3 separate regions of the Homo sapiens genome follow, and all the other regions are linked to region 3. A link is a loop called in an ENCODE intact Hi-C map of the cell type or tissue named here. Cell type or tissue: Caco-2. All regions are shown on one strand. Links, peaks and the distances in the headings refer to the core of each region. The heading gives the core; the rest is flanking DNA. Region 1 has its middle 57 kb from the start of WDR75. Region 2 has its middle 65 kb from the start of WDR75. Region 3 has its middle 32 kb from the start of ASDURF.

Region 1 (5,483 bases), core at 257-5,256, 130 kb before region 3:
GGTCTCAGATGGAGATGGGAAACTTGTTGGGAACTGGACTTGGACTTTTGGTTTAATGCTGAAATAAGACTTTGGGGAACTGTTGGGAAGGCATAATTGTGTTTTGAAATACGAGCAAGATAAGATTTGAGAGGGGCCAAGGGCAGAATGATAGGGTCTTGCTCTGTGTCCCCACCCAAATCTCATCATTAATTATAATTCGAATTGTAATGCCCACAGGTTGGAGGAGGGACCCCATGGGAGGTGACTAGATTATGGGGGTGGTCCATCTATGCTGTTCTTATGATAGTGAGTTCTCAAGAGATCTGATGGTTTTATAAGGGGCTTTTCCCCGCTTCACTCTGCACTTTTCCTTTCCTTCCCCTTCCACCATGGTTGTAAGTTTTCTAAGGCCTCTGCAGCCCTGAGGAACTGTGAGTTGATTAAAACACCTTCCTTTATAAATTACCCAATCTCAAGCAGTTCTTTATAGCAATGTGAGAATGAACTAACATAATGCACCCAAATAAAGGTCAAATATGAGGTGCCATCATCAACAAAAATCTTAATTGTAAAATTTACACAGAAAAGCTGTCTCTCAGAGAAAATATTTTCAGTAAAATAAAAACAAAAATGGAAAGTAATATTTTAACTGCAAATATCCATCAAAGCTATAAACAAACATGAAAGTGCCGATATTTAGAAACAAAATCAAAACAATCTTGTACAAAAATATTGTGAAAAAATTGTCCCACAGAAAGGCCAAAATATCCTATACTAATGTGATGCATTTCTTCCCAGACCTTTTCCTATGTTTTCAGACAGAACAGTGGAGTCCGGTCCCCATTTCTTCAGTTTAGGATTCCCAAGCATTTGTAGTTTGTCAGTCCCATCTCTTTCTTGCCACTGCCACACCAATAGGTTCCTTAAGGCTAATAGATGTTCTAAGGACATCGTAAGAAGATGTCTAAGGTGAGAAACCCTGTGGTGGCAGAAAGAAAATGCTTGTGGCATTGGGCTGGGCATTGTCATGATGGATGATCAGCTGGCAAGTCTGTGGTTCAGATAGAAGACAGTTCCTCTAGAGAGCAGATTGAAGGCACAGTCCCTGGAGGTGAGCCATGTGAAATACTCTGTCTTAGGAAGTGTGGATAGTTGCCTGACTGGCAAGGTCTCTGGTCCAATGTGGCTCTGAGTACTCACAGCAGTCCTTTCTTAGACCTACTGGCCTTCCACCTTCTGGAGAGGGGCCCTCTTCTGGGTGACATTTTCTATATGGAAACTCCTGGTGTCCAGGCTGCAAATTTTGCCTTCCTTTCCTAGCCCCTGGCTTCCTTTGTCTGCTCTTTTTTGCCCTATACACTTCTCCAGTTTCTCTTGTAATATCCTTTAATGTTCATTAGCAAGAACCTCAGTGTCTCATTAAAAACTCAACTCAAATCACTTGCAGAGATCTCTCTTCCTCCAAAGGAGTCCTTCCATTGAAAAAAGAAAAAAATTTTCAAAGCAAAAGTAAAAAATCAAAGTAAGCTGAGAATTTATTTTTAAGTATATTTATAAAATAGTATTTAATATATTATAAAAATTGGATATATCAGCCAGCCATGGTGGCTCACGCCTGTAATCCCAGCACTTTGGGAGGCTGAGGTGGGTGGATCACCTGAGGTTAGGAATTTGAGACCAGCCTGACCAACATGGTGAAACCCCATCTCTACCAAAATACAAAAATTAGCCAGGTGTGTGGCAGGCACCTGTAATCCCAGCTACTTGGGAGGCTGAGGCAGGAGGATCACTTGAACCCAAAAGGCAGAGGTTGCAGTGAGCTGAGATTGCACCATTGCACTCCAGCCTGGGCAGCAAGAACAAAACTCCATCTCAAAAAAAAAAAAATTAGATATATAAGAGATTATAAACATATTTCCATGCCAATAAAATCGATTACATCATAATTTTAATGCCTACATAGTATTCTAATAAACTAATGCATTATATTTTATTTATACTATCTCCCATCTATGTTTTAAATTCTTCACTACTCTAAAATAATGGTACAATAAAAACTCTTACAGAGATTTCTGTACTTGGATGATATGTTTCTTTGGGTTACATTTCTAAAAACCATTTACCAGAAGGTTGGAAATAATAGATTATCAGTATGTTTACTGAATAACTCCGCTGAAAAGTGAAGAAAAGAATGGAGAAAAATGTGGAAAGAGGAGAAAGTCAATCTAGTAAAATTTATGACCATATATTTTTATTTTATCTCCTCTTAAAATGTTTTATATTAACTTTTGAATAGGTAATAGATGCATATGGTTAAAATGTTCTTGGATTTTGAAGAATATGTGGAAGTAATTGTCTGCCTGTCATATGTCTTCTAGTTCCCCAGTTCACCTCTCCCTAGTTTCTCATTTATCCTTTTAGTTATTAGGGTGAACCATGCAGAAAAGCCATTTTACAGATCAAACACAGTTTAAGAAAATATAATGTGGTTCTATTCAATATTAGATGCATATACTTTTTAAAACATATGATCATAATATACTCATGATTCTGCCATGTATACCAGGGTATTTTGCCATAAATCTCTTTTCTTAGTAGGGATAAAGTATCTGAAAGGCAGTTTTTAAAAATTAAAACTGTCAAGGAATGTTAGATAAGTGGAGTAGAGGAGGGGTGTGGTGTTATTCATTTCCCTAAAACAAGTAACAGTTTCCTTTAACTTGAAGAGGGAGTAACACTTTTGAAGTCTATAAATTACATAAACAAATGATAAGAAAACATATTGTATGAAAAAAATTTCCAACTAACAAAGTCCAGCGGTTACAGAATCCTAGAGCCCAGCCTCTGGCTGTGCAGACATGCAGGCTAGAGGGTGCTGTGGTTCAATCCTAATATATTTGTTCCAGTAGCCAAGATTTGAGAATAAAATGGGCTAGAGGCTGGGCGCAGTGGCTCATGCCTATAATCCCAGCACTTTGGGAGGCTGAGGCAGGCGGATCGCCTGAGGTCGGGAGTTTGAGACCAGCCTGACCAACATGGTGAAACCCCATCTCTACCAAAAATACAAAATTAGCCGGGGGTGGTGGTGCATGCCTGTAATCCCAGCTACTCAGGAGGCTGAGGCAGGAGAATGGCTTGAACCTGGGAGCGGAGGTTGCAGTGAGCGCAGATGGTGCCACTGCACTCCAGCCTGGGCAACAAGAGCGAAACTCCGTCTCAAAAACAAACAAACGGCTAGAATAGTTTTTGCACCAACAGAGGACTGTGAGTGAATAGGTTGTCTAAAACAAAAACAAAAACAAAAACCAAAAAACCAACCAAACAAAAAAATGGCTAGAATGGTTTTTGTGCCAATAGAGGACTGTGAGTGAATAGTTTGTCTATTGCTACCCAACTTCCTGAAGCAGCTTTTCTGATATAAAAACCAGAGTAAATGACTAAATCTTCATAGTTCCCTGGTTTGCCTCTCCCTAGTTTCTTACACTACTTACACAAAAGTAATAAGTAGAATAATGTCTTTTAAAAGAAAATTCAGATTATGGAACTGGAAGAGACCTTAGAGATCATCCAGGTACATGGGTATCAGTAGGTAATCATATCAGCATTGCCTGTGGCATTTTGTTTAATTGTCCAAACCACTGATTAATGGAATCCTATCAGTTAACAGATGAGGAAAATGAGTCCAAGGGCAGGAAAATAATTTTTCTTTTTTCAAGTTTGAACCCAGGCCTTGGACACTGCAGAATTAGAAAGTGATCCTTCATTTATTAGTCTTCCAGTCTTGTCAAGTTACTGCTGAGTCACCTTCCCTCAAAAGATTCTCCTTATTGTTTTCCCGTCAAAGCTTACCTGAAATCACTTCACCATGGTCAACTCTGCAAATCCATAAACACATTTCCTCACCCCAATCTCCCAAATAACTTTATTTGTATACAAAATAAAAATTATATTCATGTATTTGGTTTATTTCATTTGTTTATTATAGAGATAAGGTCTTGTTCTGTTGCCCAGGCTGGTCTCAAACTCCTGGCCTCAAGCAATCCTCCTGCCTTGGCCTCCCAAATGCTGGGATTCCAGGCATGCACTACTAGGCCCAGCCTTGGGTTTGTTTTGATCTTCCCTTGCCTCTCTGTTATACACTTATGTTTATTTCCTGACTTAAAAGTATTAGGTTGAGTGTTAAGCTGATTGTTTCAATGAGAAAAATGTGTTCCTGTGTCAGATTAGAAAATGGTGGTTGGGCTTCAGTGAAAACTAAAACTACTTAATCTGTAATTTACCTGAGCCATCATGCTGATGACCCTTTCCAATTATACCTCCACATCTTGGATAGGCATTGAGTAGAAATGCATTGGAATATTCTGATGTGCTCCTGATGTGAGACACCAGCAAAAAAATTTATCTTACTTCAGTAGAACGCATGACAGTTGACTGTAGAGTAAAAAATGATGGCTGGGCATCCATCTCAATGTCCACTCACCATATCTGAAGTACTCCTGGTCCTCAGGTGAACTCTTGCACACAAAACAAGGTAAAACTTGTTTTACCTTGTTTATCTATTATTTTGATAAATGGTGTGTAGTGCATTTCAAGCTAATTAAATAATGAAAATGTGACAAAATCAAAGTGGATCAGTCAGTTCAGAAGATATTTACTTTAGTAATTAAATGAGCTGAGCCAAAGTAAGTCATCCTACAAAGCACAGCCATCCCAACGGTTTCCTTTTACTGGAAGGTAGCCGCAGATATGTAGCAAGAATTCAGGCAACAGAAAGAAGAAACTTTGAAGACTTCCGTAAGTCTTGCACAGTATTCTCAAGGTGGAAGTAAAACAGTATGAGGAGAAATTTAAGAAGGAACAAGATAATAAAGGTAATCTGGGTGCCCTTGGTGAGGAGTGTGGTCAGTTCCCCGAGCTCAGTCAGGTGTGGTTGGTTCTAGTTCATTTGCAAATGATTATATTATATATAAAAGCAACAAGGATGTATCTGCTGTTTTACCAGTTTCATTACCCCATAAACAAGAACATACCTGGACAAAATTAAAGACTCCAGGTGCAACTTACATTCCTAACCCATACCACCTTTCTCTCAAATTGCTTGTAAGATCAAAGCAATGAAGCAAACAAGTGTGACTGGATCTGTGAAAATCCATCATTATGAATGGGAAAACATATGCTAATGTCTGGTCAGTGAATCAATCACATCTTATTTTAAGGACAAGACTGAGAGATTTATTGTGTGAATAATGGTTCAATAACAATTTTTTTTCCCAAAGCATTACCGCGACTGCTAATAAGCGGGAGTATTCATGCACAAAGACAAATATTCTCATGCTGAGAAGTTAAATATTGCTGCCAGTGTTTTCACTCTCAGATGACCCTTGCCATATGAATAAAATACGGAGTGATGGGGAAATAGGGAGGATAGATTATGGAATAAATAGCAAATGTTTCCTGGTGGCTGCTTTACATAAGATTAAATGCAATTACCTGTTCCTCTG
Region 2 (5,483 bases), core at 349-5,348, 120 kb before region 3:
CTCCTTTTAACCTCTTGCTTTCTTGAGACCTTGCAGAGAATGTGTTAATTACATTAACATTATTGGCACTAAACCATGACTTAAGTTTACAGGTGACCTTCAAATAAATATTTCTGTAGCCTAGAACTAGACTTTTACTGCCACCATAAAGCTTGCCTTAAGGAGAAGACATTCTTGAAAAAAATCAAAGTAGGCACAAATCAAAGAGACTCATTTTCTGTGCTGCAATTATTTTTCTTAGTTCCTCTGAGGCAACTAATCTGCTATTCAGATTAGTTGAATTCAAACCTTGAATTCTGAAATAGACAACCAAACAAGATGGTTTTTGTGCAACTAAATGACCAGCCATAAAAGACCAAGCTGCAACTGTAAACCTGAATGATTGACATATGTTCTTCTTTTCTTTATACTGGAAAACAAAGTTTTACCCAGTTCAGAATGCCTAATCAGCTGTTATAAAGACTTCTCAACTAAATAATTGGTTTATATTTTGGATTATTACCTGAAATAATATATGACTTGGTATACTTAAAAAGTAATGATTGAAATAATAGGTATTAGCCATCTTTCCATCAATTTGAGGATTTCCCTATTGTTTTTTAAACCTGGTTAACAATTCCCCTGAACTTTAATTAAAACAAAAAAGATATATGGTCATTTCACAAAGATAACTGTATAAATCAACCATCTCACCTCCATTATATATATAAAAAAAAAGCTAATGCAGATGGAGGCACCCCTAAAATTAGAAGACCTATATATAATGCCATGACACACGCTGCATAAGTAGCTTTGATGAGAAGCTGTATTTTTCTAGGGGTATTTTTAACCAAGTGAAGAGCAATTATTGGCCGTGGAAAGACAAAACTTGGTGTTGCAACACCTGGGATGAAGGCCCTGCTCAGTCCCTTATTAGCTAGGAGACGTCGGGTTAGTCACTTAATCCTTCTAAGCCTCATTTTCCACAGCTGTCAATTAAAGAAAAATAGATTACTTCAGAGAGTGTTTGGGGATTCAAATTACATAATGGAAATGTATATGCTTTGTAAATTATAAAATTATCTATGAATGTTACTTAACGACATTTTAATACTAAAATCTGGCTGTACAGGTTTTAGGGATTATTTAAATAATCGGAAAAGAAGGCTGGGCGTGTTGGCTCACGCCTGTAATCCCAGCACTTTGGGAGGCCGAGGCAGTTGGATTGCCTCAGGTCAGGAGTTCAAGACCAGCCTGGCCAACATGGCAAGACCCCGTCTCTACTAAAAATACAAAAATTAGCTGGGCGTGGTGGCTGACGCCTGTAGTCCCAGCTAATCGGGAGGTTGAGGCACGAGAATCTCTTGAACCCGGGGGGCAGACGTTGAAGCGAGCCGAGATCGTGCCACTGCACTCCAGCCTGAGCAACAGAGTGAGACTTGGTGTCAAAAAATAATAATATAATAATAATAATAATCAGAAAAGAAGAGCACCAGAAACTGAACTTGGCACAATTAAGTATGAAGCCCTCACAAGCCATGCTTGCTCCCAAGGCTGGTGGACCCACTCCAGGACCCCGTGCCCTCTGGCTGTGGAAGACGCACTCCATGGACACCTGCAGGCTGAGGAGACAAAGTTCAGGCTTCTTGTTATTAGTTGGCTTCCTCACTCACTCTCTGTGCTGGGTTCTGGAGATATAGTGAGCACAAAAAGCCAAGGCACCTGCCCTTCTGGAGCTTAGCGTCTAGTACAGGAGACACACATTTATCAAATAACCACTCAGATACCTAAAAACAGGAAAAAGCCTTTAAAGACAGAGTTCAGAAGTTCTGAATAGTGTGAGAGTTGGACTTAATCTATTTTTTGATGTTGTCACTGTGGTTTCCAGAGGAAGTCACATTTGAACTAAAATATAAAGAATGATTAGACAACAACTAGATTTGGGGAGAGGAGCAGAAATATTCCAGGCAGGGGGAAATGCCTTCTAAAAGGCCTTGAGACAAAAGGACCTGGAAGGTGAATGTGTTGTTGGAGCCCAAGCCTGGTGGCTGCAGCAGAGGCCAGCAGGGGCCGTCTTTATCTAAGAGAAATGGGTCTTCATTATAGGATTTAAGGGAGAAAAAAGATAAGATTACTTGATTTAAGTAACACTGTGGACAATGGATTGGGGGATGGGGAGCAGGAGTGAATAACAGGAAGTTTGATTAGTATGATAAGTTTAATTTGATGAAGAATGTGATAGTGTCAAAAGAAGTAGGAGTGATATCCCGTATCTATGGACATAGATTACAAGAGTTTAGGGATAAGTCTTCAGGGCCTTCAAATTTAAGGTCTCAGTAGAGAAAGATAAGACTGAAAGGAAGTGGTAAGAAAGCAAGAGGGACCTTTAGAGGGTTTGTTTGGAGTCAGGAAAAAAAAATGCTACTGAGTGGTCAAATAAGACCATGACTGAAGAAAAATGCTCATTGCATTTAGTGAGTGGAGGTCATTAGCAAGAACTATGTCAGGGGACAGATGGGGACAAGAGCCAGATAAAGACTGACAGGGATTAAGGAAATGGGATCAACTTGTTTTTAAAAATTGGTTGTGAAAATTAGAAGTAAAAGATCATAACAGCTGAGAAGAAAACTAGTGGGGAACTATTTGGGACATTTTATTCACCCCTCAAATTATAAGAGCCAGGTCACTTAGTTTATTGGTCTAGAATGTCTTTCTCCCTTCTACTTGGGGTAAAGTTGGTCCTATTTAGACTATAGCCTTAGAGAGTATTTGAGGAGGAGGATGGAGATTAGATGAATATATATATAGACTATTAAATTTAAAAGATGAGTGAGTTATTCATTCACTCACTACCAACAAGCCCCACACCAGGGCTTATGGTTTCTAAAAGCTGCTTTCAATGGTATGGTTGTGGAAGAACAAAAAAAGACGCAACATTTCTTCACATAAGTCTGGAGCTTCCCTCTCATTCAAAGACTTCTTTCCTCACAACTATGCACAGCCATGTCCTGTTGCTTCCTAACACCTCTTGTGGGTCCATCTCACCCATCTCTGTCTTCAATGACTTGGAAACTTTCCCCTTACCTAGTCAGGTAAGGGCCCTTGGGGCCCCACTACTTGCTCTGTCTCAGTCACCATGATTCAGTCTTTCTCTTACTGAGGGGAGACTTCCTCAAGCCTCTAGCCCTTGGTGTTATGCTAGTCTGTGCTGTGTTAACCAAAATGAGATTGCAGACCTTCTTGTCACTCTGACAGCTTTCCACTATGACTCACTGATAAGAAATCGCATGTCAGAAGTTAACAATTGGAGCTTGTCTTGCAGGTCCTGCTGATCCCAGCTTACAAACATAGGTTCAACACCTTCTTAGACTCTGCGGCCTTTTCTGCGAGGTTTCTTCTAGCTGAACAGACCTGTTGTAGGGAGTATAGTATATTCTGCAACTCTGATGTATTTTCTAAACGTAAATTTATTTTCCATTACTGACCTAATTTATTAGCTAGTTAATGAAAATAATGAGAATCCCTAAGGATCCCAAATACTTTATGAAATTAAAAAAAAATTAAAGAGTATTCTGGAAGCCATTTCCCTACTCCTGGGCTGCTGAGCTCTCAAGTGAATCTAGAGTACAAACATGAAGGCTATATCTGTGGGGAATGTGTTGGCTTCTGTCTTTGAAAGGAAACAAGACAAATAACTTGTACATGGTATTAATATATTTTCCAATTTGGAAAAAATCCATAACTTAAGTCAGAAAATTGTACATTGTAAAATAAAGGCTGGGCACGGTGGCTCATGCCTATAATACCAGCATTCTAGGAGGCCAAGGTGGGAGGATCACTTGAGCACAGGAGTTGGAGACCAGCCTGGGCAACATGGCAAAACCCTGTCTCTACCAAAAAAAAAACAAAAAACAAAAAACAAACAACAACAACAACAAAAACAGGCATGGTAATGTGTGCCTATAATCCAGCCCCTGTAATTCCAGCTACTTGGGAGGCTGAAGGAGGATCCTTTGAGCCCAGGAGGTCGAGGCTGCAGTGAGCTATGATTGCACCATTGCACTCCAGCCTGGGAACAGAGTGAGACCCCTGTCTAGTATAAATAAATCAATAAAATACAATACAAACCAGGACAAAAGACGTGAACAGATATTTTTCTGAAGAGGATAAATGGATGGCAAGTAAGCAGAAGAAAAGATACTGAACATCATCAACCATTAGAGAAATGCAAATTAAAACCACAATGGAGATCATATGCAGTGGCTCATGCCCGTAATCCCAACTTTGGGAGGCTGAGGCAGGCAGATCACTTGAGTCCAGGCATGTGAGACCAGTCTGGGCAACATGGCAAAACTCTGTCTCTACAAAAAATACAAAAATTAGCCAGGTGTGGTAGTGCACGCCTGTCATCCAGCTACTTAGGAGGCTGAAGCAGGAGGATCGCTTGAGCCTTGGAGGCGGAGGTTTCAGTGAGCTGAGATTGTGACACTGCATTCCAGCCTAAGTGACAGTGAGACCCCTGTCTCCAAAAAAAATTTTTAAAAATGAAATAACACTACATACCTAACAGAATGGCTAAAATTAAAATAATGACAACACCAAGTGTTAATGAGGATGTTCAAAAACTAGATCACATATACTTTGCTGGTGGGAAGGTCACTTTACTAGAAAACAGCTTGGCAGTTTCTTATACATTTTAACGTGCAATTAATATTCAACCCTGCAATTGCACTCTTGGGCATTTATCCTAGAGAAATTAAAACATATGTTCATACCAAAACCTGTACATGAATGTTCATAGCAATCCTTATTTGTAATAGCCAAAAACCTGAAACAGACCAGATGTCTTTCAACGGATGACTGATTAAACAAATGGTGGTACATCCATACCATGGAATACTACCCAGCAATAAAAAGAAACAAACTATTGATACAACTTGGATATTCAGATAATTGTGCTGAATGAAAAAAGCCAATCTGAAAGATTATATACTATATGATTCAATTACTGTGATTTTTTGAAATGACGATTTTATAAATGGACAGATGAAAGGTCTATATATAGAGCGAAGTGAGTGTGGTTACAAAAAGGCAACAAGGGGGATCCTTGTGATGACAGAATTGTTCAGTATCTTGACAGTAGTTGATATGGTTTGGCTCTGAGTCCCCACCCAAATCTCATCTTGTAGCTTCCATAATTCCCACATGTTATGGGGAGGGATCCAGTGGGAGATAATTGAATCATGGGGTTGGTCTTTCCTGTGCTGTTCTCATGATAGTGAATAAGTCTCATGACATCTGATGGCTTTAAAAAAATGGGACTTTGCCTACACAAGCTCTCCCTTTGCTTGCCACCAACCACATAAGACATGACTTGCTCCTCTTTGCCTTCTACCATGATTGTGAGGCCTCCTCAGCCACATGGAACTGTGAGTCCAATTAAACCTCTTTCTTTTGTAAATTGCACAGTCTTGAGTATGTCTTTATCAGCAGCATGAAAACGG
Region 3 (5,483 bases), core at 177-5,176:
CGGAAGATCAAGACCAGCCTGGCCAACATGGTGAAACCCTGTCTCTACTAAAAATACGAGAATTAGCTGGGTGTGGTGGCACACGCTTGTAATCCCAGCTACTCGGGAGGCTGAGCTGAGTCGGGAGAATCGCTTGAACCCGGGAGGCGGAGATTGCAGTGAGCCAACATCCAGCCTCTTCACTGCAGCCTGGCCACACAGAGCGAGATGCCATCTTAAAAAAAAAAAAAAAAAAGGAGGACAAAACTCATTCACTGCATACCAGTGGGAGAGATGAGGAGCTCTTTCTCATGTAAAATAAAATGTTGAAGCAAATTTTGTGCCTAGACCTAGGGCTCACCGTGTTGCTTAATTCCACGGGTCATTTTTCACTTCATATAGATGACTCTGATATCGAATACAATGTGAATGGGCTCCCTGGAGTCATAGGATACTAAGCTCTATACCCCACACCTAATAGAGGGCTAATAAAAAATGCATGAAGGGCTAGGTGCAGTGGCTCACGCCTGTAATCCCAGCACTTTGGGAGGCCAAGGCAGGTGGATCACCTGAGGTCAGGAGTTTGAGACCAGCCTGGCCAACATGATGAAACCCTGTCTCTACTAAAAATACAAAAATTGGCTGGGTGTGGTGGCGGACACCTGTAACCCCAGCTACTTCAGAGGTTGAGGCAGGAGAATTGCTTGAACCCGGGAGGCGGAGGTTGCAGTGAGTTGAGATTGTGCCATTGTACTCCAGCCTGGGCAACAAGAGTGATCATCCATCTCAAAAATAATAATAATAAAATAAATAAAAATTTAAAAATGCACGAATGGGCTGGAGCTTGGGGATGGAGTGGCTGTGGCCTACATATTTTGGGAGGTTGGTGTTTTAATGTTATAAGAATGTTTTACATTCTTTTATTTATTATGAAAGAAAATAGAAGCATCTAGCTGAGGCTCCAAACAATCACATTTTAACATTTCATCTGCCATCATCAGAATAACCCTCTAAAGAAATTTCCTTTAAAATGTTCCTCTTCAACAAATGTCCACATAAAACTTGTACATGAGTCTTCACGGCAGCATTACTCATAATAGGCAAACAGCAGAAACAATAAAGTGTTCATCAACTTATAAATGGATATGTATACTTATAAATGGATATTTACAAGTTCATCAACTTATAAATGGGTATGTAAAGTAAGGCATACCCATACAATAGAATATTATTTGGCAATAAAAAGAAATGAGTACTGATACATGCTACAACATGGGTGAGTCTTGAAAACATTACACTAAGTGAAAAAAGTCAGTAACAAAAGCCTACATATCATGTGATTCTATTTCTATGAAATGTCGAGAATAGGCAAATCCACAGAGACATAAAATAGATTAGTGGCTGCCTTGGGAGAAAACAGGGAATGACTACTAATGCTGCTAATGGGTGTGGGGTTTTGTGTTGAGGCGATGGAAATGTTCTAGAATTATATTTGCTGATTGCTGTACAACTCTTTCAATATATTAACTTGATTAATTTATACACTTTAAAGGGTAAATTTTATGGTATGTGAATTATATTTCAACAAGGCTACTATAAAAAAGTTTCCACTTTAGATGCAAAGCTCAGAAGTACAAGTAAATAGCAATTCAACAAAGCAAAAACTAAATGAAAAAAAGAAAACACTGCCTGTACCTCAAATAAAGATGGAAAAGAAAAATATCAAAATTGGTTTTCTTTGAGTTGTGGAACTCTCATCAAATTTTTCTTTCTACTGTATTTTCCACATTTTAAAAAATAGGCATGTATGAATTTTTAATGAAAAAACAAACACCAAAACTAAAGCACATAGAAAAAAAAAAAACAAATAAGTACACCAAGAAGTTAACAGACTTTAGCTTGGGGGAGTAGGATGGTGATTGATTTTTAATTTCTTCTTTTTGTGTGTCTTTATTCTCAACTTTTAAATATATAAATAGGCATTACTCACTTAAATAAAGGGAGAAAATTCCTGGATTATGGACATGGCTGAGCTCATTTTCATGTGCTCCCAGAGGTCTGGCCAAGGTGCCATAGGCCTTCATGGAAGGGCGTGCACCATCATGCTAGGCTTGAGGATTCCTGAAAAAGCATACTGAAGCTCTGGAAGGAACCATTCATGACCAAAGGTAGAAGACGTGACTTGCCCACGTAGAAATTAGTCAGCCTTTAACATGTCCATTTCGGTACAGCAGTACTTGCTGTTCATCCAGCTTTGATGCTGAGGATAGCCGGCAGTCCAACATAAAGGTAGCTCATCAGTAAATATCTCCAAAACTCAGAAATTTCATTGAAGACTGGTTACGGCGATTATGAGTAAATACTTTTATCTTCCCTTTCTTTTATATCCACTCTTTCATCCTTTGCTTAGCTAATTTGTATCCCTTCCAGTCTCATCTTAAGTCTTCCGAAGCTTGCCCTGACCTCTCTCTGTTCACCTCACCCTTTCTCTGGTTTGAGGCTCCTCCTATGTGCTCTCACAGCAAATTGCACTTCCCATGTCACAGTATTTATTGCTTCAGAAGGTAATTTTCTGTTCAGTTCTCTGCCTAACTACATCATGCGCTACCTGAGGCAAAGACAGCTGTCTGTGTTGTTCACTATTATATTCCCAGTACCTAGTTTAAAATAAAGAAGCTAACATTTACTTGTGGGATGAATGAATAATATGTGTATGGCTCTACAGGAAGCACTGCATCAGTCTCATATCTTCATTCTACACAGGAATTGGGAAGGCACGCTGGATTAAAAGTGGTCTTCCATGCTAACGCAAGACATGCCTTCTGGATGGGTAGTGATACACAGACTGTGTCTCCAACAGAAATCTGGAGAACTACAAAAACATGTGGTCATTTGAATCTATCTCCCTGTTAGCTAGGGAGAGCTCAATTTTCATTCCAGAGAATCATCTATGTTATTCCTATTGTTTGAGTTATTTTGTTTTTGTAATTGAAACCTGAAAAGGAATCAAAACACTAACAGGAAGCATACGCTGCTAAACAACATCAAGGGCTGGGGGCAGGGAAGAACAGACGGAAGTAGAAAAGGGAGAATGAAAACAAACAGAATAAAACAGCATTCCAAAACGCACTCTTATTCTAAGACAGCAGGAAGCTATCTGACTGTGGTTCTCATGATGTAAAACATTTGACAAGTTGGCTCATCTTCAAGAGAAAAAAAATAATACAAACAACTTCTTGATTTCAATCTAGACTTTTTCTTGGACATCAAGCCGAAATATATATATATATATAATCTTTCTTTTTCCAAGCTGGGATCTTAGCCAAAAAAAGAAAACAGAAAATTCTGAAATTCAGTTTTCATTAATAGGATTACGTCATATAGGTCGGGCATGGTAGGTTCCACCTGCAATTCCTTGGGAGGCCGAGGTGGGTGGATTGCCTGAGGTCAGGAGTTCTAGACCAGACTGGGCAACATGGAGAAACCCCATCTCTACTAAAATACAAAAAATTAGCTGGGCATGGTGGTACACGCTTGTAGTCCTGGCTACTCAGGAGGCTGAGGCCCAAGAATTGATCCAACCTAGGAGGCAGAGGTTGCAGTGACCCAAGATCACACCACTGCCCTTGAGCATGGATGGCAGAGTGAGACTCTGTCTCCCAAAAAAAAAAAAAAAAAAAAAAAGGATTATGTTACATAGGCTAAACATAAACACTGAGAAACAGTGAAAAGACTGGATGAACAGAATATCACCTTCAGAATGAACAGAAAAAGGTTGGCTGTTTATCCTGATGATTTTTAAAAAATGTTTTTAATGCTCTTAGAAGACAAACATGCTCCTTCACTGTTTGAGCTCAGCAGTTACTACAGTAGGCACTTCAGGAGTGTCTGTATATCTGGTGCCTTTCCATTCTCTCCCCACTCACCCTCCTATCAACACACACTTGCTAGCACCTTTTCCCTTTAGGAAAGATGAATCCCAGGAAACATGTGACGCCCCCTCCCTGACCACAGGTGACTGGATCAGCACCAACACCTTCCCTCACTATTACCAAATATATGTTCTCAATTTAAAGCAACATACAGATGGCAAAGTCAATTTGGTTTTAATTCATCCCCCTTTATATCAAGAATAAATTTATGCTGCTTTGAATCACTAATTTAAACACTATTCTATCACAATATAGTGAAAGAAGGAAAAGGGAGGGAGGAAAAACAAAAGGAAGGAGGGAGAAAGAAAAGAAGGAAGGGAGGAAAGGTGGAAAGAAGGAAGAACGGAAGGAGGGAAAAAGGAACAGAAACATATTAAGCATTTCCACAGAGGTAAAATAAATACACATTAACCTGAGTTATGTTCTCAAAGTGATTCAATACATTTTGACCTTTCAAAAGTAAAATCTTGTTATTGGGATTGAGAATTTATAGATACTGAACGTATCTATAAATTCTGCTTCAATCTAAACAATTGTACTACATTAGTCAGGCAGTCATAAAATTACCCATGAACTTTGAATTTAAGTATGAATCCAGGCAGCAAAAAAAAAAAAAATGAAATAACTCTCCTCTTTTGAGAAATATGGAATAAAACTGAATAAGATGAAGCCATTTTCGAGAGTATTTACCTACCTGGTAAAAACAAAAAAGAATTCTTTAACATGTAATGCTATGGTGAATTTAGCTGAATTCTAGTTAAATCCAACATAACTAGTAATAAAATTATATTCATTTATTTAACAATCATTTACTGAAATCTACCACACCAGGCCCTGTAGCAGGCACTAAGGATATAACAATAGACAAAATAGACATAAATTCCTGACACATGCAGCTTACATTTGAGAGGGGGAAGATAAAATAATAAAATATACAGCATAGTCTGTTATATGTGGTGATAAAAGTAAAATAGAGAAAATGAAACAAGGGATGGTCAGGAAATTCCTCAATTAAAAACTTACATTTGATAAAGATCTGAATGGACCTTTAAGTGTATCCACATAGTCTAAATGTTTAGATTGAAGTGATACTTTCTGAAAACAAAACATGAAGGGCAACTCTTCCTAGGTAAGAGTAGACTTTCTGTTCCTAGAACAAGGATACCATCAAGGTGGCATCATCCAGCCTTTGTCCAGCTGGCAAACACCATCAAAGTTTCGTGGAGCCTTCCCAGACTCCCTTACTCTCAGACAGGATTAATCATCCTCTCCTCTGTCTGATGCCTCCTCACTACGTACAGACTTTTATGACATACCAGGCGTTCTTCCCTAGTAAATTATAGGCGCCTTAAGATTTTTTTTATGGCTCTGTTTGCCCCTAACATGTAGCACAAGGACTTATTCATTATAGGATTTATTATATAACTCTTTTTTTTTTTTTGATACTGGGTCTTGTTCTGTCGCCAGGCTGTAGTGCAATGGCACAATCTTGGCTCACTGCAACCTCCACCCTCCACCTCCTAGGCCCAAGTGATGCAAGGGCCTCAGCCTCCCAAGTAGCTGAGACTAAAG

The links. Hi-C counts contacts between places; a loop is a spot of excess contacts. Peaks named below come from ENCODE experiments on the same cell type or tissue, not always from the same donor. Only the 100,000 strongest peaks of a DNase experiment are listed, where the experiment ranks them.
Region 1: it touches region 3 in a loop (7-fold over the local background); 5 of 110 quality-filtered maps call a loop at or near these places.
Region 2: a loop joins it to region 3, with 4 times the contacts of the local background. A loop is called at or near these places in 5 of 110 quality-filtered maps.

What each region holds. Positions count from the first base shown.
Region 1 is chr2:189,495,562-189,501,044 of GRCh38, forward strand. No RefSeq gene overlaps it. Among named protein-coding and RNA genes, the nearest start is that of WDR75, 57 kb to the left of the region's middle. In Caco-2, for the core only: no CTCF peak of the experiment used is centred there; no DNase peak of the experiment used is centred there.
Region 2 is chr2:189,503,557-189,509,039 of GRCh38, forward strand. No RefSeq gene overlaps it. Among named protein-coding and RNA genes, the nearest start is that of WDR75, 65 kb to the left of the region's middle. In Caco-2, for the core only: no CTCF peak of the experiment used is centred there; a DNase peak (open chromatin) is centred at 3,265.
Region 3 is chr2:189,626,890-189,632,372 of GRCh38, forward strand. No RefSeq gene overlaps it. Among named protein-coding and RNA genes, the nearest start is that of ASDURF, 32 kb to the right of the region's middle. In Caco-2, for the core only: no CTCF peak of the experiment used is centred there; a DNase peak (open chromatin) is centred at 2,475.